Linked DNA regions of Homo sapiens: all the other regions are linked to region 3. Evidence: chromatin loops called from intact Hi-C (ENCODE). Cell type or tissue: endothelial cell of umbilical vein. All regions are shown on one strand. Links, peaks and the distances in the headings refer to the core of each region. The heading gives the core; the rest is flanking DNA. Region 1 overlaps CMSS1 (cms1 ribosomal small subunit homolog). Region 2 has its middle 51 kb from the start of TBC1D23. Region 3 holds the start of LOC105374009 (a long non-coding RNA gene).

Region 1 (10,792 bases), core at 1,624-9,623, 70 kb before region 3:
TTCAGATTTCAGATATATAGAAAAACTCAAAGAAAATGAATAAAGCCTTTCAGTGCTCCAAAGATTTGTTTAAAAGGAACAGCCACTAAAAACGGGAAAACAATACAGTGTTATGGGAAGTAAGAACCTTATGATAGCCGTGTCTCTTAAACAGAGCTTTATAAAGAGGAACTGATGTGGTTTTACTATGTCTATGCAAGGGATTTGACCGTAAAGCCATAAGTTAGAGAAATTGTCACTTACGTATAAACATGAGGATATGGATATTACAGATCAACCTCACTTTTTCCACTTATTTGTGTTCCGAAAACTGAATATTTATAAATCAAATCATAGTTTTCACTTGGTTCATATTATCATCTCAGAGCTGTAGCTTCTTTTTCACTTGCGTAGGTGGAATTTGGTTGCTAAAATACCTATCCCCAATCAGTCCCAGCCTTGCATCAAGTTAGGGAATTATAAATGAAGTAGCCACTATGTAAAGGTAATGTAATGAATCCAAAAATTATCTTATAATGCAGAAACTCATTCTCTGTCCATGTCTTTAGCTTCAGATTTTTCTGTCATTTGTTGAATTGTGGCGCACTTTTAAATATGTATGTATGGTACAGATCTCTGCTGAATCTCCTAAACTAAGCCGTATCCCCTAAAGTGGTGGTTTCCAGCCCAGGCTGCTCAATAGAATCACAAGAGAAACAGTCCTGATCAGTTGAATTAGAATCCCTGGATATGGAATTGTTTTAAAAGTATCTAAGGTGATTATACCGTACAACCAACCTGAAGTTTGCCAGAAGAGAACATTAATATTTTAGAACAGCTTATTATTGTAGATAGTGTGATTATAAACTAGTTAAAATGTTTCACACTAAGAGGACTGATGTTTTATATCTTCCCTTCTCCTTAAGGAATTCATTTCTTTCTGCTTCCTCATGTAGGGAAAAATGACTGACTTTTACTATAATAGCAGGGTCTTTTTATACAAATGTTGCCCATTTGGGACTATGCTTTCTCCAAGTGCTTGTAATTTCTCAAAACCATACATCAATCCAAAGTTCCTTTGCTTTTTTATCTCAGAAGCAAAAATATCCCCATTTCTTCCTCTCTTATCAACCAAGACCCCTCTGTGTTCCTCTTTCATCCTTCATCTCAGCATAGCTCTAAGATGCAGGCAAATAACATCCTCAAGCTTACAGGCTTTCCGTCTCTCATGAGGGAATGAAGTGCCTTTCCTCCAACTGAAATGTTTCTGAAGTACTCTTCAGCCACTGCAGTGTTCTGTCATTTTTGTCTGTCATCTGGGAATCAGAGCTATGCACGTGGATGATGACCCCCTCCTAAGTGGCCAAATAAAAGAAGTTACATATGTCTTTTATTCACTCTGTGTTTCTCTGGAGACCTCGACTAGCAGGAAAAGAGGTGGTTACATTTTCATGAAGAGTAATATACTCCCAAGTTGCATTTTAATGGATAACTTAGCTCTGGGTTAGATTCTTCAGCATAAAGGTCACCACTTTTAATATAGAGGGTCATGAGTTTAGTCATTGGACAAGTTAATCAAATGGCTGCTGTAGTTGAAAAGTACATCTGCATTTGAATAAAATATGATTCGTGTTAGAGAGCTAAACTTGATGTTTGGTTTCCTCCAGGTAATAAAATAGCTTTTAATGAAATAAACATGTATCTTTCTGCAGCGAACCTGCATAAAGAGCATAGAACAGTTGCGTTTCCTTTCTGGCAGTGGTAGAGAGTCTTTGACCTGCCATGGGCTGCTTTATTTTATTCAGTCTCAAATAGTTAACCTATTGAGCTGATTAGAAAACAACTAGAAGTCATTCAGTACCACAGAAGAAAGGGACAGAAAAGCCACGAAGTTAGTTGTACTTGTTTGGACATCAATATCATTGATTATATCATTCCAAGTATTACTACTGAGAAATGTCTTGGAATCAGCTGACCCCCTCTAGTTCTAATACCATAAAGGGGGAAAAAAAATCCAGGTTCTACTCTTATCTGTGCTTTCTCACTTATAACAGTACCTAACTCCTAGTTGATACTCAAATACTTTTTTTACAATTTGTTTTAGCCCTAAGCCTGTTTACCCAAATCAAATACCTTTTTAAGAAAAATTAAACTGGTATTTATTACCCACCAGGCTAACGTCCAAAATATGTGCCTTCCTATGAATCATTGCAGCAATTTAGTGTAGAGCCTCTTTAAATTTTTGATAAAAATCATTGGAGAGTTGGGAGCAATGGCTAACCCATTTTTTCACTTTTTAAAATTTACATATGGTAAAATTCACTTTTGTGTCTAGGACAGGTCTGTGATTCAGACAAATGCATACAGCAGTGTGATCACCACCATAATCAAAATGCAAAGCACTTCCATCACCCCCAGAAATCCTTCAGGCTCCCTTTTTAATCAGTCCCTCTCTCTATTCTCAACCCCTAGTAACTACTGATTTTTTTTCTGTTCCTCTAATTTTACCTTTTCCTGAATGTCATATAAATGGAATCACAGTATTTTGAATCTGGTTTCTTTTACTTAGCAGAATGTACTTGAGATACTATCCAAATTGTCATGTGTACCAACAGTTTGTTCCTTTTTGCTGCTGTTTAATGTGCTGTCATACAGCTGTACCATAGTTTGCTAATCCAATTACGAGTTGAAGGACATTTGGTTTATTTTCTGTTTGGGGCAATTATGAATAAAGCCACTATTAATGTTCACGTACAGGTTTTAAGTGAATGTAGCTTTCTTGTGAGTGTTTCTCTAGGAGTGGAATTACTGGGCTTTGTTGTAAATGAATGTTTAGCATCTTATAAAGAACTGCCAAACTGTTTTCCAAAGTGATTGTACTATTTTGTGTTCCCACCAACAGTGTATGAGAAATTCCAGTTGCTCAGCAACCTCACCAGCAATTGGTATTGTCAGTGGGTTAGTTTGGTTTTGGTTTTGGTTGACTGGGTTTTGTTTTCTTTTGTTTTTCTGGTCATTCTAATAGTGGTATCTCCTTGTGGTTTTAATTTGTATTTCCACAATGACTAATGGTGTTGAGCATCTTTTCATAGACCTATTTTTCATCCAAGTATAGTCTTTAGTGAGGCATCTTTTCAAACCTTTTGCTTTTTTTGTTTAATTGTTTTCTTATTATTGAGTTTTGAGATTTATTTATATATTCTGAATACAATTCTTTTTCAGATATATAACTTGCGAGTTTTTTTCCCCAGTCTTTGGTTTGCCATTTCATTATATTAATAATGTCTTTCACAAAGGAAAAGTTTTTGAAGAAGACCAATTGATCAGTGTTCTCTTGTGGACTGTGCTTCTGGTATTGTACCTAAGGAATCTTTTCCTAACACAAACTCACAAAGATTTTCTCCTATTGTTTCAACTTTTTTTTTTTTTTTTTTTTTTGAGTCTCACTCTGTCACCCAGGCTGGAGTGCAGTGGCAAGATCTCGACTCACTGCAACCTCCACCTCCAGGGTTCAAGCAATTCTCCTGCCTCAGCCTCTCAAGTAGCTGGGATTACAGGTGCCCACCACCATGCCTGGCTAATTTTTATATTTGTAGTAGAGATGGGGTTTTACCATGTTGGCCAGGCTGGTCAGGAACTCCTGACCTGAAGTGATCTGCCTGCCTCGGCCTCCCAAAGTGCTGGGATTACAGGCATGAGCCACTGCACCTGGCTCTAACTATAATTTTTTTAAACTACTTTTGTAGGTTTTTAAAGTGAAATTTGGGAGCTTGCTGGGATGGAAAAGGCAGTGAAACAGAGAAGTTATCATTATATGTGTCCCTTGGACATCCCTTACCTAAACCAAAAGCTTAAATTGATACAGAAAAAAATAGTTTCATTTCAGAAGTTAATATAGGTTTTCAGTGTAACGCTCAGACATTATGGAATACAGATACCTAGATCCCCCAAAACTACAAATAATGCAAATGAGTAAGTTATTATTGTCAGAGGAAATATATGAAGATATAGCTAATATATGGATAACTAAATTATTCATTTTCTGATTGAAATTAACTTTTAAAACCTGAATCATTTCAAAATCTTTATATTTGTAGGAAATGAATATTCTGCACATTAATAATTCATAATAAATTGCTGAGAAAACGATTACATTTTCAAAAGTGTCAAAGCACACCAGTTTCCTCAGTCTTACAGAGACATCAAGTTCTTGCACTTTCTCTCCTTCTCTGCAGTTTTCTCTCTCTTCTTTTTCTCCTCATCACTCCCTTGAGTCTCCCATTTTTCTTGCTAATCCTGACATATTTTCTTGTCCTTGTGCCTTGTAATTTCTTTTTCTTCATATTTTTGTCTCTCTTCTCTATCTGCCCCACTTTTTTGTATCTTTTAATTCACTACAATATGAAACCAGTTTCTTTCTCTGGGTAGTATTTATTTAGTGAGCTTTTTTTTCCTTTTTGTGATGTAAATGTTTGTTTTTTGTTATGTTTATTTTTTGTCCTTCTGACTCAGAAATTTTTCAGAAGCACTAAGTAAGTCACTGTTTGCATGTACTTGAATCAATCATGGTTTACACTCTCCAGAGAGAAAGTATCCTTTGATGAAATAAGGACATTACCCACCTCTGCTCTGTAAGGCACCAGTATTAGAAGGCATCAGTGAGGATCATTTTATCCATTTCCCTACCAGTAAAGTATCCAAGAGTAAAAGTTATATAATATAGTTAACATGAAGTGTCTAGACATAGCTACTTTGCTAATACATTCCAACGTCTAGCTCTTGTTTTCAGTGGCTTAAAGATATGTAGTAATCTTATTGATCTGCTTTCCAATTTTTCTGGCTGTATTTGCCCTACAGGAAGTATTTTATTATTTAGAGTTCAGTTGCATTTTCTATTACTACACGCATATCCACAAGCAAAACCATCCAGAGAGATTTACTTGGTTTTCCTGTTCTTTCCTACTCAACAATGCTAGCTAATACTCTTCAAAATTAAATATTCTTTGTTTTTACTAACTTTATGCAAGTAATGGATTAACTGAATTTAAAGCCCTAAAGAGTAGATGGAGATGAAGATATGAAGATTTTTCTGCATCCACCTATAAGTCAAAGCCTCATGTCAAGCAAAAAGGATAGGAAGCAGAAACATTTCTAAAACTGAACAATTTAACAGACTAGAACTAAGCATTTCCCATTATGGTTCTTTATATGATATTTGATAACTGAATCACTTTACTGATGTCTTACATTGAGTGAAAAGGTAGTATAATATAAATACAAATTTCATAGGCATTTGTATGAAGTAAGAATTCATTGCTCGTTAATAATCTGGAAAAGAAGACACCCGTGGCTAATTGAGGAAGATTTAGTCAGGCTTTTTAAGTAGAATGTCATATTAGGAACAACTGGATTCTAGTCTCCATTTTTGCCACCTACTAGTTCAGTGACCTGGAGCAAGTCTTGTCTTCCGTTTCCTAGGCTGTGAACTGTAGGAATTGACTCAGATGATCTCTAAGACCTCCTCTAGTACTGAACAAAATTGGAGGGAGGAAATAGTACACTCATCTTCCCTACTCCCCCGCAACTGCAAAGCCAGCTAGCTTTTCTCCTGATAGGAGTGCGTGGAGCCACAGAAAACTTCACTGATGTTTATCTCAAAGCTCATTGCTTCACTGTCTGCAGCTGATCCTTCTGAGCTCCTTCCATGGAGGGCTTGTTCCAAGGGCAGTCCCTCCCTAAACTATGAAGCACTCTATGAATGCCCCTTCTAGTAAGGCCCCAGGCACCTTTGTCCACATGGGTCCATTGTGCAGCTGTTTGCTATTGTTTTCTTCAAGATTCAAATTTAACTGTCCCGATCTTCTGAGTCTTTAAGATAGTCAAGGGAACATTAGCTCACTGAAAATAATTGAAAACACCTTTTGGAAAAGTGCAGCTGGGAATGCAAGCATGGGATTCAATCATGCTGGTCGTGATTTTTCAGGGAAGAGATTATTCCTCTACCTTATAACATTTTCTAAGAAATTTAGAGAAAGCAATTCCACCTCTGATTTTCTGAGTCATAGTCTTTGAGAGCAAAACCAGGCGACAGAGATGCATGACTTGCCCAGGCCCTCCCAGTGGTAGGTTATGAAACTGTTCTGCAATCCCCTGCCTGGGCTCTTTCTCTGCAACACTAGCCTCTGCCTTTCCAAAGCCTTCCTGGTGTTGCAGTCGTGTTCTCTGTAGCATTTCCCATTGCCTTTGACCCTGAGTCACTCCTATCATGAAATAAGGCTGTATTTAATTAGGACACCCAAATGCTCAGGAAAACCTCTCCATCAGAACTGCACAACTTGTCTGATCACCACTGTCCTAGGAGCTCTCTGCAGGTATGCCAGTGCTGACAGGCTGACTGGCCTCAGGAATATGGTATCTCCTATCCTCCCTAGAGCTTGCCTGCTTCATTCCATCCCATGTAGTCTAAAGTATATTTTAAGAAAACTTGAAATGAGTGCAGAGGTTAAACATTTCAAAGTAGCTTGGGATTACAAGTAATTTTAACCCAAGGTCATTTGGAAAATGTCATTCCTGAAACCCTACCTTAGGCCCGGGCACAGTGGCTCACGCCTGTAATCCCAGAACTTTGGGAGGCCGAGGTGGGCGGATCACGAGATCAGGAGATCGAGACCATCCTGGCTAACACGGTGAAACCCCGTCTCTACTAAAAATACAAAAACTTAGCTGGGCATGGTGGCGGGCACCTGTAGTCCCAGCTACTCGGGAGGCTGAGGCAGGAGAATGGCGTGAACCTGGAAGGCGGAACTTGCAGTGAGCCGAGATTGCGCCACTGCACTCCAGACTAGGCGACAGAGCGAGACTCCGTCTCAAAAAAAAAAAAAAAAAAGAAAAAAGAAACCCTGCCTTTAAGGGGTGTGCATGTATGTATGTGTATGTATGTTCACCTTCTTCTTCCAAAACAAAATGTTTTAATAAATGAACTTTGTGGAATTTGATTGGAAAGACTCATGTTTTGTAAGGGAAGAAGAAGTGTAAGAAATTAGGTAACAAGAGCAGCCAGTTTTAAAGATGCATGCTGATAAATGCTTTGCAGCACAAGCCTTCTACCCTGTTCCCAGCCATAAGCATCATAAGTTATTCTGTCACCAAAAGTGTAGCCATGTTCTAACTTACGTGCCTGACTTACATTACAAAAGTATAACTAGCTTCTCAATTTCCCACATAATCTTTTTATCTGCAGCCACTTGAGTATCCCAAATTCCTGTTTCTGCCATCTCTGACAAGAATAAAAATAATGGAAAACTAACCATTTTCTACCAGTATCATTAGTCAGAGTAAAATCCTTTTTCTAGACATATTTCCAATATTTTCCTTAAGACAGGATTATTTGCTCAGCGTCTCCTCTCGTGATTCACAGGTACATTGTTCCGATTCCACGTTGGGCCTGAGTAAATATTAATTGAAACTGTAAAGGCAGTATATAACATGGTGGTTAAGAACTCAGGTTCTAGGGTCAGATTTCTCAGGTTAGAATCTTAACGCTGATCTTTACCAGCTATCTGTCCTAGGGCAAGTTGCTTGATCTCTCTGGACCTTATTTGTGCCACATATGTAAAATGGGGTTGCGGATATTAATATCTATTTCATAGGGCTATTATGAGCAGTGGTCCTTAAAAATGTACTCTGTAAAGAATTTAGAAAAAATGCATACTTCCTCACACATTTTTAAGTTGGATCTAAAACTTTTTATCATGGCTTTCAAAGTTTATTTTTGTTAAATAGGAGGTAGAAAAGAGTAAATATTCTATAACAGTATTAAATAAGAATTGATTGTGATTGGAAATAGTTGACATGCTGGCTAAAGATGTCCTGATGAAAGCATGTGTCCCTGAAACCAGTAGATTTCCCGTCATAGCATATTTTGGATTCCAGGAGTCTGTTTACCCCAAAGACAATGGTATACAAGATAATGAACTGTAATAAGATTTGTTTTGAGTGAGAAGTTTGGCTTTTTTTTAACATGGAAAAGCCAATATGAATGTAGTTGGATTCTCAGGCAGCTGAAAAATAAAGTACAAATGGAAGTTAAGGTCTAAAGACAAATTTCCTTAAAATACCCTTGCATGTGTATATCTTGTATTTGCATGCCCAGTACACATACCCCAGTTGGAAGGCCACTAGTTATGAGGGTTAAATGAGTCAATGCATGTTAAGCTCCTAGAATAACGCCTGGTATCTAGTATGCACTGAGCAAACATACATTATTGCTATTATTATTTTAGGTTCTCCCTTTAGAGAAAAAAATATTCATACTTACTCTGAGGTCCTACCTTGTCCTCATGTCTTATCTCCCTGCATTCAGCATCCTTTAGAATTAAGTGACTAAGGATCAGAAGTATCTATTACCTCTGTATTGGGATCATGGTTCCATTCTTCTCACAAGACAAACTCATTCCAGGAGTTAACAGCGGGGACTTTCTGGTCAAATTCTATTCAGTTTAGCTATCTATAAATATGACATTCTCCTGGATACACATAACTCTCACTACCTATGGATCCAGCCTGATGCTAAAGGTTCCATAAATTGAGAATTTGTGGGGTTTCATAAATACGTTGAAGGAGTAGAGGTTACTAGATAACTGCAGAAATAGAATACAGAATGGAAAAAATTGAAGTGTAAAATTTTAAAAGAAAAGGTTAGCTCATTTTAAACATACTCTATGCACTGGTCATCAGACACTTAGAAATCTCAAAATCAAAACAGGGACCTCTGGCCTAACATATTACCAGATATACTGAGTTGAGCAGCTTATGTCATTAGATATTAGTTCTGTGTTTTTATAGCTGATGTCTTCTGTAACTTTTTAGTTACCAAAACAATGTATGTTCATTTTAGAAAAAGTCAGATAATCCAGAAGGAGAAAATGAAAGTCACTGATATACTACCACCTAGGGATAAAGATTTTGATACATATTTTTTCTTACAAAAAATATATACTTACATTATTTTTCTTACAAAAAATATATACTTTTTTACAAAAAATATATACTTTTAATTTTTTAAGTAAACTTTTTACTTTGAGATAATTGTGATTCACATGCATTTGTACGGAATAATGCAGAGTGATTCCACATACACTTCAACCAGTTTCCTCCAATGGTAACATCTTACAGAACTGTAGTGGAATGTCACAACCAGTATATTTACATTGATACAGCTTAGAAAACATTTCTGTCACCACAAGGATCCCTCATGTTCACCTTTTATAGCCACAACCATTTTCCTCCCATCCCCTACTCTCTCCTGAAACCCTGGCAATCACTACTTCTCAATTTATATAATTTTGTCACTTCAAAAACAGTATATAAATAGAATCATACAACATGTAACCTTTTAGGATTGACATTTTTTTCACTTATCACATAGCACAATTTTCTGAAGAGTTATCTAGGACATCTGAGTTTTTTCCATTTTTTGGCTATTACAAATAAAACCACCATAAAGATTTGTGTACAGGTTGTTGTGTGAACACAAGTTTTCATTTCCCTGGGATGAATGCCCAGGAGTGCAGTTGCTGGGTTCATATGGTAGTTTTATAGAGTTACTGTACCAACTTACATTCCTACCAGCAATGTATGAGTGATGTAATTTCCCTGCATCCTTGCCAACATTTGGTGTCATCACTATTTTTTTAATTTTAGTAATTCTGATAGATGTGTAGTGATATTTCATTTTGATTTTCATTTGCATTTCCCTAGCAGTTAATGATGTGGGACATCTTTTCGTCACTTGTCATCTATATATCCATTTGAATGAAATGCTGGCTCATGTCTTTTGCCCATTTTCTAATTGAATTGATTGGATTGTTCTTTATTGTTAAGTTTTAAGAGTTCCTTATATTTTTTAAATGGTTGTCCTTTCTCACATATGTAGTTTGGTATATTTTCTCCCAATATCAAGATATTATTTTCATTCCCTTAACAGGATCTTTCATGTGGCAAAAGTCTTTTGTTTTGATACAGTGTAACTTATCAATTTTTTTATGGATTATACTTTTGGTGTTAAGTATAAAAACTCTTTGTCTAGACAGAGATCCCAAAGATTTTCTCTTATTTTCTAAGAGAATTTTATGTTTTACATTTAGCTTCATGATCCATTTTGAATTCATTTTTGTTTAAGGTGGTAGACTTGAGTTCAGATTCATTTTTTTCCTATGGATGTCCAATTTCTCCAGCACCATTTGTTGGAAAAGCTGCCTTTTTTTTTTTTTTTTTTTTTTTTTTTTTGAGACAGTCTCGCTCTGTCACCCGAGCTGGAGTGCAGTGGCACAATCTCGGCTCACGGCAAGCTCTGCCTCCCGGGTTCATGCCATTCTCCTGCCTCAGCCTCCCAAGTAGCTGGGACTACAGGCACCTGCCACCACACCTGGCAATTTTGTGTGTGTGTTTTTTTAGTAGAGACGGGGTTTTATCATATTAGCCAGGATGGTCTTGATCTCCTGACCTCGTGATCCACCCGCCTCGGCCTCCCAAAGTGCTGGGATTACAGGAGTGAGCCACTGCGCCTGGCCAAAAGCTGTCTTTTGTTGGCTGAGTTGCTTTTGCACTGTTGTGAAAAACCAGGCAGGCATATTTGCATGGTCTGTTCACAGATTCTCTGTTCTTTTTCATTGATCTATGTGACTATCCCTTTACCAGTACATACAGTCTTGATTACTATAGTTAAAAAAGTCTTGAAATAGGTACACTGATTCCTCCCACTTTCTCTTCTTTTTCAACACTGTTTTAGTTATTCTATTTACCTTTCCCTTTC
Region 2 (10,792 bases), core at 1,493-9,492, 50 kb after region 3:
CATAAACTTTTGAAGTAGATAACAATGTTCTTCAGCAGATGTATATCTTTCGATTTTCACATGGTCATTTGAGACCACTATGGTACCCATGGTGGGGGGTAAATATCAACCAACATTGCGAGTATAACATTCAATCATCTTAAAAAACTGTACTGAACTTTACATGAAATATGCATTTTCCATTTTTTAGCTCTTCACAGCTAAAACGAATTATTAGCAAATAGGAAACTGATACCAAACAATACAATAGTTATATAGTCATACCACATAAGTAACAAGGACAGGTGCAGTGGCTCATGCCTGTAATCCTAGCACTCTGGGAGGCCAAGGCAGGTGGATCACCTGAGGTCAGGAGTTCGAGACCAGCCTGGCCAGCATGGTGAAACCCCATCTCTACTAAAAATACAAAAATTAGCCAGGCTTGGTGGCAGGCACCTATAATCCCAACTACTCAGGAGGCTGAGGCAGGAGAATCGCTTGAACCTGGAGAGCGGAGGTTGGAGTGAGCCAACTTCACTTCAGCGTGGGCAAAAGAGCGAAACTCCATCTCAAAATAAATAAATATAAAATAAAGTAAAGTAACAAAACCACTGTTGCAAGAGAGTTCAAACTACTCCCAGCAGGACTGCTCAGCATCTAGTTCCCACACATGCATCATGTACCCATAACCTAACCCATAATTTTCCACGTTTCTCACTGACCCCATTGATTTGCAGCCTGGCAGCTTCACACATCTCACAGGCTAACACAGAAAGAAACTATTGCCTAACTGGCTGGAATGCTTAACAGCTTGCATGGGTTACAAGGATATGTTTTATTATGTTTTGACTGGAAGGGTCTCTGGTTGACTTTCATATATAATCATATGTAAAAGTAAGCATTCCATTCACTGCACATGGACATCTCATACACTACTAGCTAAGATCATGGCTGGATGCTGGAAGGATGAAATTATATGTACCTTGTGTGGGATACAAGCTAAATCAGATGAGATAATGAACAACAGACACAAACTGGAACTGCACTAGGCAAACTGATATATATGGTCACTGTATCTATAATTGAATTACTGTTTTCAAAAGGGACTTGGCAACATTCTGTAGCATTTTCTTACCACATAACCATAGACCTATACACAAAGGGCCCTTAGCTTCTTCTCATCTCCTGCTGCACTTTGTTCTTACCTCTATTGTAAGAGTTACATTATACTCTAATTATCTGTTTATATACCTGTCAAGTCCACAGCCTGTAAATCCTTGAAGAAAGAGATTGGGTCTTTTGCAGTTTTGTATAAGATATGTTTAGGAACATAGATTCAGGGCATCTTGAATCTATGCTCCCAAGAAAAAAAATAATTTTTATTAAAAAAAGAAATGCTTATAGATAAATAAATGGATCAATGCAAATGACCCAAATGAACTTAGAAAATGAAGTTGATGTCTCTTAGACCATACTTTTCATACTCTCCGAAGACATGGGATGGGGTAGAAGTAGGAGTTGGTAGGGGAGGACACGTTTGAACCTGCATTTTTAACAAGCACCCTGGGTGATTCTGATGTCAATAGCTCATAGGACACACTGCCTTCAGTCAGGAGCTCAGGCCAAAGTAGAGAGAAGCTGAAGACCACAGTGCAGGCACCAAAGGCAATTTCAATTTTGATCAAAATTCTTCTAGCATCAGCGATTGAGGTCTTGGGAAGAGCCAAAATAAGTGGGCTCTACAATATTTGCAGAAGATGCTCCAGCAGAGGATTATTTCCCAAGGGAATATAAGTGTACAAACATATGTCAGCAGATTAAACCAACCACACTCCACGTATACTTTTACAAGCACCACAGCCCATGCTTAGAAAACAGGTCTGGGTTTCTTTCAGGAGAACATAGTTTAGTCAGTAGTTAGAGTTGAGAAAGAGTGACTCTCTATATAGCATTCTAGCATCCTACAAATAGTAGAACTGGCTTTATGGAAGTAAAAATTTCATTAAGCAATTTACTCTTTCTGACTAGCTCTTTACAATTCTGTATGGCTTTTGTTATCAGATTTAATTGGAATCTTTCATCCCTTTATCAAGCATTTATTTAATACCACTATGGGCCAGGCACTAGACTCAATGCTAATGAAAACACAGATGAGGATGACACTGTTTTCAAGAGTCTCCTGTAGAGTGGGAGAGACAAACATGCCTCCTGTTGTAAAGTGGGAAGTGTGAGAATGACGGTAAATCCAATGGGCTCATCTCCTGGAACCACCCTCTACCCTGTGCTTCCAACATTTCTCCAGCTCCCAAACCTACCAGGCTTCCTGGCTTGAGAACAGGCTCACAATGCCTTTGCTTTCCACCTCCTCCCACTTACCAATTTCTCCTCTCTCTTTCCAGCTTTAGCTCTTAGATGCAGTGCTGCAGTGAACATCTATGTAACCCAATCTTCATGCCATGATTATTTCCTTAGAATACATCCCTAGAAATAGAATTTCTGGGCCAAAATGTATGCAAAATATGAAAGCATTCAATGCATGTTCCTAGATTGCTGAAGAAGTTAACGCACCTATCTGCTCAGTACAAGAGTTCTCATTTCTACCGCCTCGTCAATGGTTGTCACTTTTTTTGTAAAATATTAACAAATTTTTAGATGAAAATGGTATCTTGGTTTAATTTGCACTCTTTAGATTACTAGTAAAATTAAATAAAATAAAGATATTTCCCAATAAAAGTTTTAAAAAGATATTTCCTGTGTTTATCACTAAATGCAACCACCATGATCATTTTGTTCTATTTTTTAATGCTTTATATGCATTGAATGTAGTTGAAGACACAGTATGCATATAATTTGATAGTCTGCTCTTTTTTTTTTTTCTTTTTTGAGATGGAGTCTTACCCACTCTATCGCCCAGGCTGGAATGCAATGGTGTGATCTCGACTCACTGCTACCTTCACCTCCCAAGTTCAAGCAATTCTCCTGCCTCACCCTCCCAAATAGCTGGGATTACAGGAGTGCACCACCATGCCTAGCTAATTTTTGTATTTTTAGTAGAAACAGGTTTCACCATGTTGGCCAGGCTGGTCTTGAACTCCTGACCACAAGTGATCCACCCACCTGGGCCTCCCAAAGTGTTGGGACTACAGGCGTGAGCCACCACACCCAGCCAATATTCTGCTCTTTATTAACTTAATGAAAATATCATGATCATTTCCTTAGAATCTTTAAAGCCATTATTTTTCATGGTTGCACACTCAGGTAGCTAACACACACATACACACTTTTTAAAAAAGTATAATTTCTATTTCTATTTCCTCAAGAATGCAGAAGTTCTTTCATTCTCTACATTCTAAAGAAAACTGAAGAGGATAGGTGATTTTTTTCTCTATCATATCCCTTATTTTCTTCCCACAAGAACCACAAAGCCCCCAAACTGGCCCAAGCCTATCTATGACTTGGATAAAAAGGATCCAAGAAACAATGGCTTCCTCAATGATGACTTCATTGTGTGGATGCGGGCAGCTGCCTTTCCCACTTTCAAAAAACTGTATGGTCGACTCAGTCGAACACACCATTTTATAGAAGGCTTGCCTGCTGGTAATTATAGTTTCAACATAACCTATAGTATCCTTTTATACCACTTTTCTTTCTGAAGATGAAAGAAAACCTGGCTGCTAGTTGTTGAGCTATTTCATTCTATACTTTTCTATTTTCTAATCAAATCTGTATACAAAAAAAAAAAAGTGTAAAGGAGGATAAAATTCTCCTATTCCCTCCCAGAGGCTCCAGCTGGGACTGACAGATTAATAACAGAAAAGCATATGAATTTTATGCCTTTAAATGTACATGTGAGCCCTTACAAGAAAAATGGAGACTAAAAAAAGAAGTGACTAAGTCTAAGTTCTCATATACTAGGTTGAACAAAGAATGGCAATTGTAGAAATGTAACTAGGAAGATAAAGGTTAGTTTAGCAAGGGTTTTTGTTGTTGTTGTTGTTGTTTTGTTTTTGTATAGATTTCTCTCAGTCTTGACTCTGTCTGGGAGGCCGAGGCAGGCAGATCATGAGGTCAGGAGTTCGAGACCAGCCTGACCAACATGGTGAAACCACATCTCTACTGAAAATACAAAAAAAATTAGCCAGGCATGGTGGCGCATACCTGTAATCCCAGCTACTCAGGAGGGTGAGGCAGGAGAATCACTTGAACCCGGGAGGCGGAGGTTGCAGTGAGCCGAGATCGCGCCACTGCACTCCAGCCTAGGCAACAGAGTGAGACTCCGTCTCAAAAAAAAAAAGAAAGAAAGAAAGATTAAATAACACTGGGCCTAGAGATCTGTTAAAAAAACTGTGAGGAGAAGCATGCCAGATAGGATGGGAGGAGATGGAAGACTATGAAAATAGAGAGGAGTTTGATAAGTAAATATAGACTAAAAATTACTAAAACTGAGACTATAGAACCTTTTATTGTAGGGAAAAGTATCATAGACCACAGGAGCTGTGGACTCAAGGGACAGGTCCAGTTCATCCAAATCCACGTGAGGTGTGCAACAGGCTCTGCACTGAAGATGCCGTGTTCCCCCCTCCCTTAGGCACAAAGCCAGCATGTGGGAGTTAGTGCCCTAATGATTAGGAATATATGGTCCAACTTAGGAGACATATGTTTATTTTTACTTTCATTTACATATTTACTTTTGAGACAGGGTCTTGCTCTGTTGCCCAGGCTGGAGTACAGTGGCGCAGTCACATCTCATTGCAGTCCTGACCTCCTGGATTCAGGTGATCTTCCCACCTCAGTCTCTCAAGTAGCTTGGACTATAGGCACTCACTACCATGCCCAGCTAATTCTCTCTCTCTTTTTTTTTTTCAGAGATGGGGTCTCCCTTGTTGCCCAGGCTGACACATGCTTAAATATAAGAGTCTGAATTTTTTCACTTAATGTAAAAATACAAATGTAGTTCTTGATTTGAAAACAAACAGGCTTTAACTTTAGCATGGCACCAAACACTACCTTTAAGAAATTATATATTTAAATACAATTTACACTAACTCTGGTCTTTAGATTTAATTTTCAAGTCTCCTCCTGATTCTCCCTGAGGTAGCATTCTCTGGAGGCAGAATCATTCCAGGCCTTTTACACGACTTTGAAATTGCAGCCCAGTTAGCACCGCTGTGTTCATCCTCCCAAGGCTCCTGGCTAGTTGTTCAATGGGACCCCCAATGGGTCAATTTTAACACAAAATTGTCCACCTCCTTAGTTTCTTTACCTTTCAGGGAGGCTGAATAAGAAATTCTTGAGGAGAAGGGAATGATGGCATGTGCTCCAGTTCCCTGCTCCAACTTTTCTTCTTTTCCATCCTAGAACAGGTATGTGGACATTTCCATTCTGACAGGGAAGTGGGAGCATTTCTCAGTCAGAAAGGCCCCCACTGATGAGACATGATCTCTGCCTCTCAGCTTTTTGTCTCCTTTTGTTTACTGACCAGGAGGAGGTATGACTTCAGTTAGTCCCTTTAGCAGGGTGTCTAGTTCTATGAAAATGAAAATGAAAGCCACAAATTGCCTCTCATGGAGCATTATAGGTACAGATCAAAGAGTAAACCCTTTGAATAAGAATTTCAGCAAACTCCTCTCTCCCTCAAAAAAATTGAAGCAGAGGTTGAAAGTTGCTTAAAACTGGTCTCTCAAGGTGGGCCTTCTGATTCTGTCAATTTTGGGACTGCCTTACCATTAAAGCAGTTATGGGTGCATTCGAGGAGCAGGAAAAAACTTCATGCACTACTATCCCACGATGTGTTACAATGACCTTGGGGTTGGCAGGATGAGGAAGGGAGGCATGTTCCCAATAACAGAGACATTCTGTTTCTCCTCTCTGGACATGCTTTCCCTGGGTGACTTCATTCACAGTCATGTCTTAATGCTAATCCCTCTCAAATCAAAATTTTTTGTGTACATAGAACTTCAATCCTAAGCTTCAGGCCTATAACTGCACTACCTGGGTACAGCTCTGGTGTGAGTATTATCCAACCAGACTAAGAAAGTGCCTACCATTTCTAAGGGGAAAAAAGATGTTCTGTGTATGAGGAGAAGACCTTCTCATATAGAACTGAGGGAGGGAGAAAACAGGCAGATGGGTTGAGGTGGCACCCAAGGACCTGGTGACAATGAGGAATTCTGATGGAAAAGAAGAGAGAGAACTAGTTTCATACTAATTTTCCTTGTGCCTTTAAATAGCACGTTGCCAAGTGATTTGAGGCCCTTTAATAGCTTTGCTGGGAAATGCCTCCTTCCTGTGCCGTTGCTATGAGAAGCCTTTCTTTGTTTATTAGTTTGGTTTACAAAAGGCACCAGATGTTTAAAAACCTCAGGCCACATGTATAATCAAAATGACATCATTAAAATGCTAATGATAGCAAACCCACTTCAAACACTTTCTCCCCAGCATGGGGATACTGGCCTTTCCAAAACCCAAATGAATGTACCACCTTTAGTTCGACTACCAAAAATGTTTTGTGATCTTTTTGTTTGCTTGTTCTTCACTCCCCTTAAAGAATTTTCCCTGAGGTAGGAATTCAAACCTTAGCCTACTAAAGGACTATAGCCTGCCCTGGGTCTTCTAATTCATATATAAAAATTTAGGTTTGTATGATTGTAATTTCCTTGGGTTTGCCAAAGGAAATTAAATATATTTGTTCATTATCAGTTGTCTATAAGTCATTCAGATCTGTGTCAGAATCTCTTTCGTAGCTTACAACTATGTAGAGGGAAGGCTTGTTTTTATTTTCATTCCAGCAAGATACAGAGTAGTGCTTGGTAAAGATTAAGTTGCAGCATATGAGATTAGATATTTAACCATTTTTTTACCTATAAAAAAGAGCAATTTTATATGTGTCAACCTAATATATTCAGTATATGCAATACTAGAAATGTGAAGTGTTGAGTCAGATTCTTAACAGGTCTTCTTAGACTTCCCAGTAACCAGGTTCCACGGAGAAAAATCAGTTGTTCTCTCCACCCTGACATGGTGTGGGGGTAATAGCCTTTTCTTAGGTCTTGCCTACACAGTGACAGGAGCTATGACATGGTTGGCCTCCTTTGCCATGATGGCAATTCACATCATGCTGAAAAACAAGAAAATGTCCTTCTTCCATCAATAAAGTCAAGCTTTAAAAAGAAAAGGAGGAAACAAAACTGGACAGTGAAGTAACAGAACCAAAGATCTCTGAAGGGCTGGAGATGACTGGGATGTTTCAACAAGGGGAACTAGGTTGACTGAACTAAAATCAATTTCAAATAGACAATGAAGAGAATTTTAGAGTTAAAAAGAAGAAGGAAGAAGAGGGGAGGCATAATTATACGTAGTAAAATGTCCTTGGTGTGGGGAGAATAAGTCACTCTTGAGCTCTAGACCAGTTTTCCAGTATTTATTTGAAGTCCTTGAGCCTGAAGGCAGGTGAACTCTGTAAGAGAGTGCCATCACCAGAAAAGAGCAAGCAATCTGGGGTACCCACGATTAGGTGAGTCCTAACCATCGGATCAGGCTCAAACCATGAGTCTTCACTGGCTATTTGAAATTTGCTTTTATTTTTTTTTTTGAGATGGAGTCTAACCCTGTCACCCAGGCTGGAGTGCAGTGGCACAATCTTGGCTCACTGCAACTTCTGCCTCCTGGGCTCAAGCAATCCTCCTGGCTCAAGCGATCCTCCTGCCTCAACCTCTCAATTAGCTGGGATTATAGGCGTGTGCCCCCATACCCTGCTAATTTTTGCTATTTTATTTATTTATTTATTTGTTTGTTTGTTTGAGATGGAGTCTTACTCTGTCACCCAGGCTGGAGTGCAGTGGCGCAATCTCAGCTCACTGTAACCTCTGCCTCCCAGGTTCAAGCAGTTCTCCTGCCTCAGCCTCCCGAGTAACTGGGATTACAGGCGCATGCAACCATGCCCCGCTAATTTTTGTCTTTTAGTAAAGACGGGGTTTCACCATGTTGGCCAGGCTGGTCTCGAACACCTGACCTCAGGTGATCCACCCGCCTCACATTCCCAAAGTGCTGGGATTACAGGCTTGAAGCACTGCGCCCGGCCTTTATAATTTTAGTAGAGTTGGGGTTTCACCATGTTGGCCAGGCTGGTCTCAAACTCACCTCAAGTGATCCACCCGCCTTCCAAAGTGCTGGAATTACAGGTGTGAGCCACCGCACCTGGCCTGAAATTATTATAACCACCCCAACAATTGTTGAACTAAATTCAGCATCAGGATGATTTTTGAAAACTGATTTTTTTTTAATGTTCTCCCTTTTCTATAGAGTTAGAGTTAGAGTTTTTTCTGCTAAGAACAGACCAAGCAAAGGTTATGGCAATATCCTGAGCACTCAAAATACAGCCATGCACCAAAAAGAAAGGCTAGAAACTTCCCTAAAGTTATCCATTTGGCCAAGAGGGAAGCATTGAAAGTGACTGATTCTCAAACACTGTACTCAGCATGTTGAAGGCACAACAATGCTAGAACTTATATTGGGATGACATGTTCTAGAATACAAATGATGTTGTAGATTTATGATACTTGAATTAACGTTTTGAGGAAGGTTCTCAGGGTCTCTCTTGAAAGGCTTTAATTCCTGCCAAAGGTCCCTCACAGGAGACTGGATGGAATGCTTAGTGAATCTGTCAGGACATGAAGCCCCACAGATTTGTATACCTAGCTGGCCACAATATTATATTTTTTAAGACATTTTTATGTTAATTTTTTAGAGGTGGGGGAAGCTTTACTCTGATTATTCTAGGAGCAGAATTGTCATTGTTAAATAAAAATATAGTGCCAACACATGTTCATCTCTTTAGTAGCCAAGAAAGCATTTCTTTGTTGCAACTTTCTATGTTTGTCACATAATCGAGTACTTTTCTAAAAAATAAAATAATTTTAAGTACCAACTCTGAAATCTTAGAATCCTTCCCCTATCTCACCTTCCATTTGTAACCAATTACCTCTGACCAGGTGTGGTAGGTAGAATAATACCCCCTGCCCACCACCAATGATGTCCACGTCCTAATTCCCGGAATGTGTAAATGTATTAAATGTCCAGAGAGACTCTACAGATATGATTAAGGACACTGATAGAAGGAGATGATCCTGGGTGATTTGGGTGGGCCCACTGCAGTCATAAGGGCCTTATAAGAGGCAGGCAGTGATAAAAGGAGTAGTAGGAGATGCAACAACAGAAGCAGGAGGTTGGAGTGATGCGAGGAAGTGGCCATGATCCAAAGAATGTAAGTGGCCTCCAGAAGCTGAAAAAAGCAAGAAATAGATTCTTCCCCGAAGCCTTCAGACGCCCTACTGACACTTTGATCTGATCTGCAGAAATGTAAGAGAATAAATTTACCTTGTTTCAAGCATACTGTGTATGGTAATTTGTTACAATGGCAATAGAAAATGAACACGTCAGAGGTTGGCAATGCTTTAGTCATCTGAGTAATTGTTTCTGGAGCTTAGGTAATCTATCCAGAGCAGAGCACTAGGAAGGGACAAGGCTCACACATAACCTAGGCCCACTGACTTACGATCCTGGGCTCATGGCCTCTTAGTCCACACTCCTCAGTTACGGTGCTGGTTAGGAAAGGCACGAGCACATTTGTTACATCTTAGCCTTGCTTGTCAGCTTAGGGGATGCTGGATTAGTCAGAGTTCTACAGAGAAGCAGAATCACTAAAGTGTGTACAGGTGTATGGACAGGATAGACAGAAAGATGATAGATGGATAGATAGATTAGATAGATAGATAGATAGATAGATAGATAGATAGATAGATAGATAGATAGATAGATAGATTTTAAGATATTGTGGAGGCTGGCAAGTCCAAAATCTGACAGGAGAGGCCTCTCAGGAAAGAGGTGCAGTTCAAATCCAAGGCAGTCTCCTGGACAAGCAGGAATTGCCGATGTAGATGAAGTCTACAGGCAGTATGCTGGGGAGTTCCCTCTTGCTCTGAGGTCAGCCTTTTGTTCTATTTAGGCTTTCAGGGGATTGGATGAGGCCCACCCACATTATGGAGGGCCATCTGCTGTACCCGAAGTCCACCGATTTAAGTGCAAATCTTATCCAAAAATACCCTCACAGAAACAACCAGAATAATGTTTGACCAAGTATCGGGACGCCCCATGGCCCAGCCAAGTTGACATATAAAATTAACCATTAACCATCACAGCTGCCAAGAAGGCATCTGCATCCATGAAGTGGTCCAACATTTTCCCAACAAAGCATTTGTCATTTAACTTTATGCTAGAGTCAGCTTAATGAATAGGACCTATACAAAAACGTGTCATATCCATGAGAAGCTAAACTCTTCAAGAAAAATGCATGGCCAGAATTTATGACAGAATGGAAATTGTTCCACTCCTTTTTTCTCCTTCTCCACAAGTCAGTGCATCCAAAGCAGTTTATCTTTGCAGGACTCTCACTCTGCTGTACAATCTGGGAGCCATCCTCCTTAACCTTGATAGAGGAAAAGCATTGTCATTCACAATTCACTCCCTACCCACAATGGGAAGCTTAACTTCTCTGGTTTTCTTTCTCACCTATTCTTTCTCTTCTCTTCCCCTCTCCCATCATCTCGCTTGTCTCCTTCCTCCACATTTTTTTTTTTTTTGAGACAGAGTCTCACTGTGTCACCCAGGTTGGAGTGCAGTGGTGTGATCATAGCTCACTGCAGCTTTGACCTCCCAGGCTCAAACAATCCTCCCACCTCAGCCTCCTGAGTAGCTGGGACTACAGGCATCCACCACCATACCCAGCGAAATTTTTTTTTTTTTTTAGTAGAGATGG
Region 3 (10,792 bases), core at 1,797-9,796:
TGTTTTTATCTTTATAATGAACATGCTTGTTTTGTTGTAAAATGGCAATTTAAATTTTTTTATTTTTACCAACCTAATAATCATACATATATTTTTAAAAAATATCAGCTGGGCGTGGTGGCTCATGGCCTGTAAATCCCAGCACTTTGGGAGGCTGAGGCGGGCAGATCACTTGAGGTCAGGAATTCAAGACAAGCCTGGCCAATGTGGTGAAACCCCAACTCTACAAAAAATACAAAAGTAGCTAGGCATGGAGGCACACCCCTGTAATCCCAGCTACTCAGGAGGCTGAGGCAGGAGAATCATTTGAACCCAGGAGGCGGAGGTTGCAGTGAGCTGAGATCATGATGCTGCACTCCAGCCTAGGCAACAGAATGAGTAAGACTCTGTCTCAAAAAATAAAAATTTAAAAAATTTAAAAATCAAACAGTATTACTTATTTACTAAGAGAAAACTTCAGCTTCTCTAGCTTTTTTCCTTACTTTCTGCCTTACAGTTTACACGGGTATTTCTTGACTTATCGATTTCTGACATAATCTACTGACATCCTGACATAGCATATGAGGACATGGTTCTCCTATCTATTATACTTCCTATTTCCTCACCAACTGCTGCCTCCCCTGCCAACAAGATACCACATTTTGGTCAAAACAGTTGTCACTATTACATCATTATGATGATGGAAATATTGTTCAACACTGAGAGAAAGAAGCTATAACCATCCCTCCTTTCTTATACAGCTCTTTATTTTCATGGCATTAACAGTTGCTTCATTTCTTTATTTGCCTGGCTTACTCTGTTCCTATTGTTAATTGTTTCCATATGTTCCAACATCTCTTCCACATTCCCATGAATAATATTTTCCATATGCTCAAATAGATTAGTTGTTTTGTTTTGTTTTGTTTTGCTGCAAAACTCCATATTTCTATTTCACTCCAAACTGGTTATTCTCCAGGCCCACTGAACAATTGAGACCTCTTAACTGTCATCCTAGGATGCCCCTTCAGCACCCTCCTGGGCTGGACTCCTTTTTGGCTAAATCCCATAGCTTCCTTTTGTTTGGTTTCACCCTTTATATTCTGAAATACAGCCTTCAGTATCTGCAGGTAGGAAGTAAATTTTTTGAGACTTCATATTTGAATATGTCTTTATTCTACTCTTACACTTGATTGATACTTTGGCTGGGTATAAAAGTTTAATTTGCAAATAAACTTTATTCATAATTTTGAAAGCATCATTCCATTAAGTTCTAGCATCCATTATTGCTTTTTAGAAATCTTGGCACTATTCTTTTTTCTGATCCTTTGTATTTTGTATGTTATTATTTTGAAGGGGAAAATTTTAGAATCTTCTTTGCCCATGATTTTCTGAAATTTCACAGTGATGCTCCTTGGTATGGGTATTTTTCATATTCATAGTACCCTATACCTAATGGGCTTTCAATCTGGAGTTTTATGTTCTAGAAAGTTTCCTTCAGGCAACACAAAAGTTTGTCATATATATTTCTTTTTTTTAAATTTTATTTTGTCATGTTTTATGTCTTTGATGACTCCTTTTTAGAGACAAGGGTCTCACTTTGTCACTCATGCTGGAGTGCAGTGGTACAATCATAGCTCACTGCAACGTTGAACTCCTGGGCTCAAGAGGTCCTCCTGCCTCAGCCTCCCAAGTAGCTAGGAGTACAGGTATGCGCCACCACACTAGCTAATTTTTTTTCTTTTTTTTTTTTTTTTTTTTTTTTTTTGAGGCAGAGTTCGGCTCTGTCACCCAGGCTGGAGTTCAGTGACGCAATCTTGGCTCACTGCAACCTGTGCCTCCCAGGTTCAAGAGATTTTCCTGCCTCAGCCCCCTAAGTAGCTGGGATTACAGGCGTGCGCCACCACGCCCAGCTAATTTTTGTATTTTTAGTACAGACGGGGTTTCACCATGTTGGTCAGGCTGGTCTTGAACTCCTGACCTCGTAATCCGCCCTCCTCGGCCTCCCAAAGTGCTGGGACTACAGGCGTGAGCCACCACGCGCAGCCTTTTTGTTTGTTTTTGTTTTTGTTTTTGAGACGGAGTCTCGCTCTGTCGCCCGGGCTGGCGTGCAGTGGCACGATCTTGGCTCACTGCAAGCTCCGCTTCCCGGGTTCACTCCATTCTCCTGCCTCAGCCTCCCAAGTAGCTGGGACTACAGGCGCCTGCCACCACGCCTGGCTAATTTTTTGTATTTTTAGTAGAGATGGGGTTTCACCATGTTAGCCAGAATGGTCTCAATCTCCTGACCTCGTGATCCACCTGCCTCGGCCTCCCAAAGTGCTGGGATTACAGGTGTGAGCCACCACGCCTGGCTGTTTTTTGTTGTTGTTGTTGTTGTTGAGACAGGGTCTCACTATGTAACCAGGGCTGGTCTCAAACTCCTGGCCTCAAGCAGTCCTCCCACCTTGGCCCCACAAAGCACTAGGGTTACAGACATGAGACACCATGCCAAGCCCCCTACTGTTTTATGTGATCTCTTTTTCTATAATATCATTTATTGAAAAATTGAATCTCTTGGGCTGATTCTCTGATTTTCTCACCACTTTTTTCTTTTCATTTTTCATCTCTTTCTGGGACATTGCCTCTACTTTATCTTCAAGCCTTCCTCGTTTATTTTTATTCCACATTTCTTATTTGTTTTAATGCTTAACTGTTTTTCCCATTTTTACAGCATCTTGTTCTTGTTTCATGGTTGCAAAATCTTCCCTTATCTCTCTGAGGATATGAATTGTCATTATTTTGAGGTACCATCCCACTTTTCTCTAGGTTCATTTTTCTTTTTGTTATTTATTTGCTCTTGTGTTGGAGACTTTCCTTAGATGTCTGAGGAACCTTAGCTATCCATTCTTATTGAAGAGAGATACACTGAAACAGTGATGAGTTGGGTTTGTCAATTAGTGTATTCATGGTAGGGTGATAGGATAACAAGCTGGATTTTTTACTATGGAACTCCCAAACGTCACTCTCTGATGGTATTTCTTTTAGGCCATTCCATTTTTCCAAAGAGGAATTCAGTAGTCTCCTGCCTGCAATATGTAAGCATGGAATAGGGACAGGAAATGGAGGCAAGCCTCAGCCTCTGCCCTTTCTCCCCTGGCCCAGCCTTGATCCTCTTGATGTCTTCAGAGAATAGATCTCCAGTCGGCTGGCAGGACAGGCAAGGTGAAAGGAAGCAGTAATGGGATAGTTGCTTGGCTACCAGGGTAGGAGATATCACCTAGTGGGGGACAGGAGTAGCTAATCATTCTAAATATAAACTTTCAGCCAATCTCTTCTTTTTTAACCCTTTACTCTCTGTAGTACTTTGTGCCTCCAAAGTACTGGACCTTCTCAGAGTCGAGCAGGTCAAAGACTTACTTATTGTTAGCTTCCACCCCTTCTGAAACCCAGCTGCTAGCTTTCTCTCTGTGCCAAGTCACTTCTATCCAGCTCCAGCCACTTTCCATTTTCCAAAAAGTTGTTGAAATCTCTCCATTACTGTTGTTCTCTCTCCTGGTTTCTTGGTTTTTATATAGATCCTGCTCAATAGGTCCTTTTCAATGCCCTTTATTTTCAGTTTACTGGTATTTTGAGGTCCATTTGCCATGTGTAACCAGGAGAATCATTCTTAAAGTAATTTTTGATACTTTAAGGAATTGAAAATATGCTCTAGTTGCTTCCCTTAAAAGCAACATTTTTTTAGGGGAGTGTGATTCTTCAGACTACATATTTAAAATTGCTACATTTCATATAAAGAAATGACATTACTTATCAACTGTCAAAGTCACACAGTGTTGGAATTGGTTTCCAGAAATGCTTAGTGGCTTGGCCGGATTCTTTCACATCTTCCTACCTAGTCTCCCTGAGGGTAAACAGCAACATTCATAAAGCAGTTAACTAAATGTAAGAATTTTCAATACTGTGGATTTGGATTTCTCCATAAAGTCATCTCACCTCTATGGAAATTGACCCCATAAAATTGGCCTCTTCATTGGCACCCTACCACAGCCAGCTAAAGTAACTAGTCTCCAAAACCAAAGATTATTTTGCATTTCCTTTAGGATGATGTAAGAATTTGAACCTATCATTTAACTGAAGCAATATCATGGCTAAAGCAGTTCATCAAGCATGTTTCGTTTTCCTGTGCATGATTCAGAATTACATTTTTATTTTTTCTCCCAGAATTAAAGAGTCCATATTCTTACAATTGAGCTCATTTCTAGATTTAATTTATGTCATGTTTTAATTAATTGGCTTTGTAAACCTAGCACAAATGCAACCAGTACACTGAACATATTCCTCGAGAACACCTCCATACGTTAATAGATTGTAACAGGTTTCTAAATACGCTTCCCAAAAACCTTGATACTGGTAGAGATAATGCAGTATAGTTTAAGGGATCTGCTAATCATATCCCGGCCTTTGCCTTAGGAACATGAGCTGAACACTGGCCTGGTTTGTAATTGGACTCTTATGGCCATCTGGCAGCTTCTGTGACATATTAGTGGCCTTGGCACAGTCTCTAATTGGCATGTACCAGCATCAAATTGGCATGTATCTACATCCACAAGACAGTTTAACTTTCTAAATAAAAGAAGCCATATCTCTCTTTTCTTTAGCTATGATGCAATTGCTCTTTGCAGGTTTTTTGTTTTATCTTAGAGGAAACTAAAATTTCAAGATTTCCCATGTCACTTTAATCCTGAACTTTTTAAATCTATTTCTGTAATAACTAAAAGAGAATCTTGAAACTGCGGGTCTTTGGCCCCATGTCTTGAAGAAATTATGTAGTATTATATCTTTCTCTCTGACTTCAGGCCATAGACATTCTCAATCTGCAGGCTGTCTGCAAGCTTTCATAGAAAGATTCATCTGTAATCATTTTAGCAGAGCCAGTGGAGACAAGATTGCTTTAGTTAGTAGCTTATCAGTTTAAACTGAGTATTCTCTGGTTGGAATGGAAAGTTAATCAAGGAAAACTCAGAATAAGTTTTCACTTACATTTTATATCTTACTTGGCAACTTGTTTGACAATGTTGCATAAAAGGTCCAGCACAGGAAACATTTTATACTCCTGCTTATGATTAATAAATATGGAATCTGGGGCATTCTATTTTATAAATCAAGGTCTTAGTCCAAATTTCCTGTTTTTCTACATTAGAAAAAAGCCCTCAGGGTAAAAATAGTACTAAACTGGGGTACTCAGGGGTCAAGGCAACAGGCAAAACAGATTACTCTAGATACTGTGGTGCTGAGACGGTTATCAGACTAGTAGCAAAGACATTCATTTTGTAGTCATTATAGCAAAGGCATTTGATGCAGCTGGTTTATAAAAACGTAAGTTAATATATCTTACTTTGGATTTTCTATGCTTATTGAAAAGAGGAAAGGAATGTATAATACAAAACAATAAACCAGTGACTTGGAAATGTAGGCTCACACACAGCTAGTTCATGGAAAACCTTAGTCACTCTAGTCAAAGACTGTCTTACCACATCTTAATTTTAATCACATCGATTTCTGCTGTATTATACAAACTCAGCCACTGTCTTCAATCTCCAATACACTGCACTTCCACACCAAGCACACATATACACTCACTCACAATTTGATCTTGCTCAAAGATTCTCCAGTCTTAAGTCATCTGCGCTTTCTGACTTTCTCAAATTCTCTCAGCCCAACCGCTGCATAGTAACCTACGGTAGATCTTCCAGCATCTCTCTTTCTGTAGAATATTACCAAGATACTCTGAAGAATACATGCATGGCAGAAAGTACTTTGGGGTTCATGCCACTAATTGACACTTTATCATGAAAAGATTAAAATGTTCTCATTTGTATTTCTTAATAGCCTAAAGAATGTTTTTTGATACAACCAAAGGAAAGAAAAGAGAATACCACCAAGACCAGGAAAAGAAGAAAGGTAATATTAATAATTTCTTAAATTTGTATGGCCCCACATGGTTTCCATCACATTTTTATATATCATACTTTCTTGAGGCAACTATTGTAATCCCCACCTAAGAGATGCAGACATTGTAAGATTCTTTGAGGTTTGGTGACTTTCCTAAGGTCACTACTAATAAGTGTTTCTGTTGGAGCTAAGAATAAATTCTTCTGACTCCTATTTCAGTCCTGTGGAGTGCCAAATATCTTTGTTACCCACCCTATGTTTTCAGTGTGGTCAGATGTCAGACATAGATTTCTAATTCTAGAAGGAGTCCAGAGCTATCCTCCCCCGGCCCTTCTGGCTCTGTCCATGAAAAGAAATATACCAACCTCCTTTTTCTATTCATTCCGGATTTTAAGACCTTATACCTTAAAGTATGAATAAAAAGAAAATAATAAGCAGATGAAGGTAGTATGAGGCACTTCTGACTAATTTGGAACCATAAATTAGGTCAAAAAAGCTCCCCTACCTTGCATTTTGATATTTGCTGGTGAGCACAGGAAAGACTCTTTCTCATATACAAACTTTTTTATGGCTCAGCCTTGGAGAAAGTATGGTTAGCTATGACCTTCTCCCACAGTTGTGAAAACAGCAGTGTAATTCTCTCCCTGCCAAGAGGGGTCTGCTGCTGAAGTCAGCCGAGGAAATACGATTGGGATTAGAGGAAAGAAGATGGACTCAAACCTATTACTTAACAGCAAGCTTTTAGAAAACTGAGAGTGTGTGTGCATATGTTTTCTTTTCTTACAAATGGCCAAATAGGAAAATGGGAGATGCCAAATTGGCTGAGGTTTGGCAAGTCCTTAAATAAGTGACTTTAACTTCGCTTTGATAATTTGTACACTAATGGCCTTCTGGAGTGTTAAGTTCTTGGTGGCTCAAGGTCAAAACTCTAGCTAGATAGTTTAGTCTTGACTGAGGTCACACTAAAATGTGCCCACTGATGACATATTTTTAAAAGTTAATTTCTTTGACAGAGGCTTGACCATTCTTGGCAAGTGTCTAGAAATGAGGATATTGTAGAAGGAGGGGGAAAATCTGGGGTCAGGGGTGGGGAATGCTCCTTCTGGATCTTTGGTGGAACATTAGAAGGAAGTGAGAAGGGAAGCTTATGATGGAAATAAATGAATGATTGTGGGTTTCTACTACTGCAGCATTCAATACATGCTACACAAATGAGTCCAAATCAAAATCGATGTTGGAAAGTATTTCCTGTAATATTTTTTCTACTTTGCATAGGGCCACTTTAATACCATCAGTTATCCAAGACCTGAGAATCGAGGGTGTTAAGTCCCCTTCTCAGTAGGCCCCTATGCTCAGATTCCTACTGCGGGTTTTACACTAATGACAGAAATCCAAACTAAGACTCAGCACCTCAAAAACCAGATTGGGCAAGAAATTCTCAAAATTCTAATCCTACAGGAATATAAATCATCTAGGGCTAAAAGAGAGCTCTCCATAGCAATGAGATTTCTTTACTTTTAACAGAAAATAATACCCCAGTATGGAGATGCCTGCAAAAATTTAGTTATCTTGGAAGTCATAGACCAAGAGTTACAGGGAGCTTTCTAGATCATTTTTTCATTTTTCAAAGCAATAGTTATGTCCAAGAAGTATTTAGTGAATTTTCTCAAATGTATTTATTAAAACCCACATTCACACTTGGCTAACACCAAAAGCTATGTGCCGTTTAAATGCCAGAGGAACTAACCTATTCCAACCAAATGCCATTTTAAAATATGTCGTCCCATTTTTCTTCTTTCTCATATCTTAGAAGAAAATTACTGATGTTCTTGCAAAATCAGAACCAAAACCAGGGTTACCTGAAGACCTACAGAAGCTGATGAAGGACTATTATAGCAGCAGACGCTTGGTGATTGAATTAGAAGAACTGAACCTGCCAGGTATAGCCAAGCTTCAATTTTCCTAAAGACAAGGAGCAAAACATAAGTATCTGTTATGGTTAGGTGTCTCAGGCAGTCAATTAACACATTTTCCAGCGGGCATGGTGGCTCATGCCTATAATCCCAGCACTTTGGGAGACTGAGGCTAGAGGATCGCTTGAGCCCAGGTGTTTGAAACCAGCCTGGGCGATACAGTGAGACCTCATCGCTATTAAAAATAAGAATAATAATAATAATTGTTTAAAGAGACATACTTTCAGGCCAGGCACAGTGGCTCACGCCTATAATCCCAGCACTCTGGGAGGCTGAGACGGGTGGATCACTTGAGGTCAAGAGTTCAAGACCAGACTGGCCAACATAGTGAAACCCCATCTCTACTAAAAAATACAAAAATTAGCTGGGTGTGGTAGCACACGCCTGTAATCCCACCTACTTGGGAGGCTGAGGCAGAAGAATCACTTGAATCTGGGAGGCCGAGGTTACAGTGAGCCAAGATGACGCCATTGCACTCCAGCCTGGGGGACAGAGCGAGACTCCATCTCAAAGAAAAAAAAGAAACATAATACTTCTTTTCCTCAATCTAATAGTTTTAACTGATAGATTATATCAAATAGTTTTAACTGATAGATTATATCCTTACTGGATGCTAAACAGTATTTGTCAAATCTAATATTAAGATTTGTGATTGTATTTTTTTATTCAAAAGGTTAATTGTTGGGTGTGCATTTTTAACAAACTATTCAATGAGTAGGAATTCATCATGAGGATAGAAGTTGAAGTACACATTTAAAAGTATGGATGTGAAACACTGATTTACTCAACTATTATAGACAAGAACTTTAGCCTTAATAAGCAATTTAGTTTTGTTGTTGCTCTTATTATGGATTTCTAGTCATGGTTTTTAGAATAGTATTTTAGGTTGCAGGCCAGACTCTTTCAAGCAAACTGTCAAAAGGTAGGAACAAAATTCTGTATGTTTTGCGAGGCTGACACTTTGCCTCAAGGGATTCTTAGGCCTACTAGAATTTTAGATCCTCTGCCTTAGTGTATTTATAATTAAGCTAAAAGATATTACAAAATTTAAACAGCTAATTTTTTAAAAATATTTATTTATTTATTTTAGAGACAGTGTCTTGTTGTGTCGCCCAGGCTGGAGTGCAGTGGCACCATCGTAGTTCACTGCAGCCTCGAACTCCTGGGCTTAAGTGGATCCTCTCATCTCAGCCTCCCGAGTAGCTGGGAATATAGCCACGTGCCACCATACCCAGCTTAAACAACTAATTTTAATTAATTTCAAAATTATAATGCATCCTTTAACTCTTTTAGGCAGGGATGGGAGGAAATAGATGTTGTCATAAAATCAAACCATAAAAGTTTGGGTACAACTGCTTCAGATGAGCTATTTATAGACTACTAGGCATATCTAATATTGCTTTTGGAAAAAGTAGAGGGTGGCTTGATTTCCGTTTTCCATTACAACTTTATGCTTTCTAGAAGCTTGAGAAGCTGAAAAACAATCTGTTCCCTGAATTTTTATAATTCTTTTGTGATATCCTTTTTCAAAAACACACATTGGGTTTGGAGACATGAGTGCCCTGTCTGTTTTCCAAGGAGATTACCCTTTAGGGAATTGAAGGAGTGCATTTGCACATGAGCAGGATCTGGACTTTTAGACTTACTAAGCCCAGACAGTTCCAATAGCAGTTATAATCCACTCTTCTCAGCACACCACGGCCTCTGCTGTGAAAACTATGTCCTGACTGCACTATCACAGGAACTATTCTAACAAAACCACTTTTGAAGCTTTAACTGAAGTTTAATTTTTACTGTGACTCAATGGTCAGTTTTCCATTCTAGTTCTTTGTTAGAGCAACTTGAACTTAGGAAGGATTTGTGAGCAGTGGGACCACTGCTGTTCTGTAACCTCATGGAACATCGTAAACCTTGCTCCTCTCTGGAGTTAGAGAGAGTCAAAGCTCAGAAGAAACTTTTAAGGAGTCATTTGAGTTCCATAGTGAATTTGTTTGGTATTATTGTTTTATTAGAGTTCAGTAATATAGTTAGGCAAGAATGTGTGGTCATGGTTTGGGGAGGAAGGAAAATATGTTTGAAATAACGTTATAACCAAAAAGGACAGGTTTTTATTTTTAGTTAAAAAAATTAGGCCATTTAAGACACAATAAACTGAGACATCAGAGGAAGGTTTGAGAGAACAGGCCCTGGTCACTACACTGATGAGACCAAGGACAGAGAATAGATCTAAGCTAGATGTGGGGAAGGAGATACAGTGGGTTATTTGGAATAGGCTCAAGGAGGGACATAAATCCCCTTATATATACACATATAAGGTAGATATAAATAATAACATACTGTTCCTATTTAGTTTGTCGAGCCTCTGACTTGGTTTTGATTTGAGGTTGTTTGTGTCTGTAGGGCAGGAACATGTCTTTTCAATTAATATTGTGCACTGTACATTGTTAATGTCATACACATGGGCACTTAATTAGGATTTCAAGGTTGGAGTCACCCGGAGCTAATTAACTTCTCTGCTGTCTCCTGAGAGCTGCAGTGTGATTTAGATTAGTGATTCCTAATTGCCTATAGGCTAGTTGCAACCGAATCACCCAGGAACTTCTTAAAAATCAGATTCCCAGGCCCACCCCCAAGAGATTCTAATTCACTATGCAAAAGAGACTTCATCCCAGAAATCTGTATCTTCAGTTCTCCAGGTGAGTCTGATCATATCCAGGCTTGGGACATTATAAAGACCACCAAAGGCTCCACAACAATATAGGAGAAAACAGCTTTGAATTACTCACTTAATGAGTTATATGTGCTGGGTCACAACATAAATTTCATTTTGATCAGTCCAGCCCCTGTTTTATTTTAATGTGTTATATTGTTTTTTATTGTATTGTTATGTTGTGTTGTATTTTGAGACA

Evidence for each region. Hi-C counts contacts between places; a loop is a spot of excess contacts. Peaks named below come from ENCODE experiments on the same cell type or tissue, not always from the same donor. Only the 100,000 strongest peaks of a DNase experiment are listed, where the experiment ranks them.
Region 1: a loop joins it to region 3, with 2.1 times the contacts of the local background. A loop is called at or near these places in 11 of 110 quality-filtered maps.
Region 2: it touches region 3 in a loop (7-fold over the local background); 5 of 110 quality-filtered maps call a loop at or near these places.

The regions. Positions count from the first base shown.
Region 1 is chr3:100,084,438-100,095,229 of GRCh38, forward strand. The region is part of intron 1 of CMSS1 (cms1 ribosomal small subunit homolog); the gene reads left to right. All of the region lies in intron 1 of FILIP1L (filamin A interacting protein 1 like), which reads right to left. Among named protein-coding and RNA genes, the nearest start is that of FILIP1L, 25 kb to the right of the region's middle. RefSeq lists an enhancer at 5,736-6,236. In endothelial cell of umbilical vein, for the core only: a CTCF peak has its summit at 6,078; no DNase peak of the experiment used is centred there.
Region 2 is chr3:100,204,635-100,215,426 of GRCh38, forward strand. No RefSeq gene overlaps it. Among named protein-coding and RNA genes, the nearest start is that of TBC1D23, 51 kb to the right of the region's middle. RefSeq lists a silencer at 5,347-5,396. In endothelial cell of umbilical vein, for the core only: no CTCF peak of the experiment used is centred there; a DNase peak (open chromatin) is centred at 6,267.
Region 3 is chr3:100,154,583-100,165,374 of GRCh38, forward strand. CMSS1 (cms1 ribosomal small subunit homolog) reads left to right here. Exons shown (of 10, transcript NM_032359.4): 3 at 5,848-5,919; 4 at 7,721-7,850. It overlaps LOC105374009 (a long non-coding RNA gene), which reads right to left and starts at 6,122. Exons shown (of 5, transcript XR_007095984.1): 1 at 5,603-6,122. In endothelial cell of umbilical vein, for the core only: no CTCF peak of the experiment used is centred there; DNase peaks (open chromatin) are centred at 4,459 and 5,259; H3K27ac peaks cover 3,277 bases.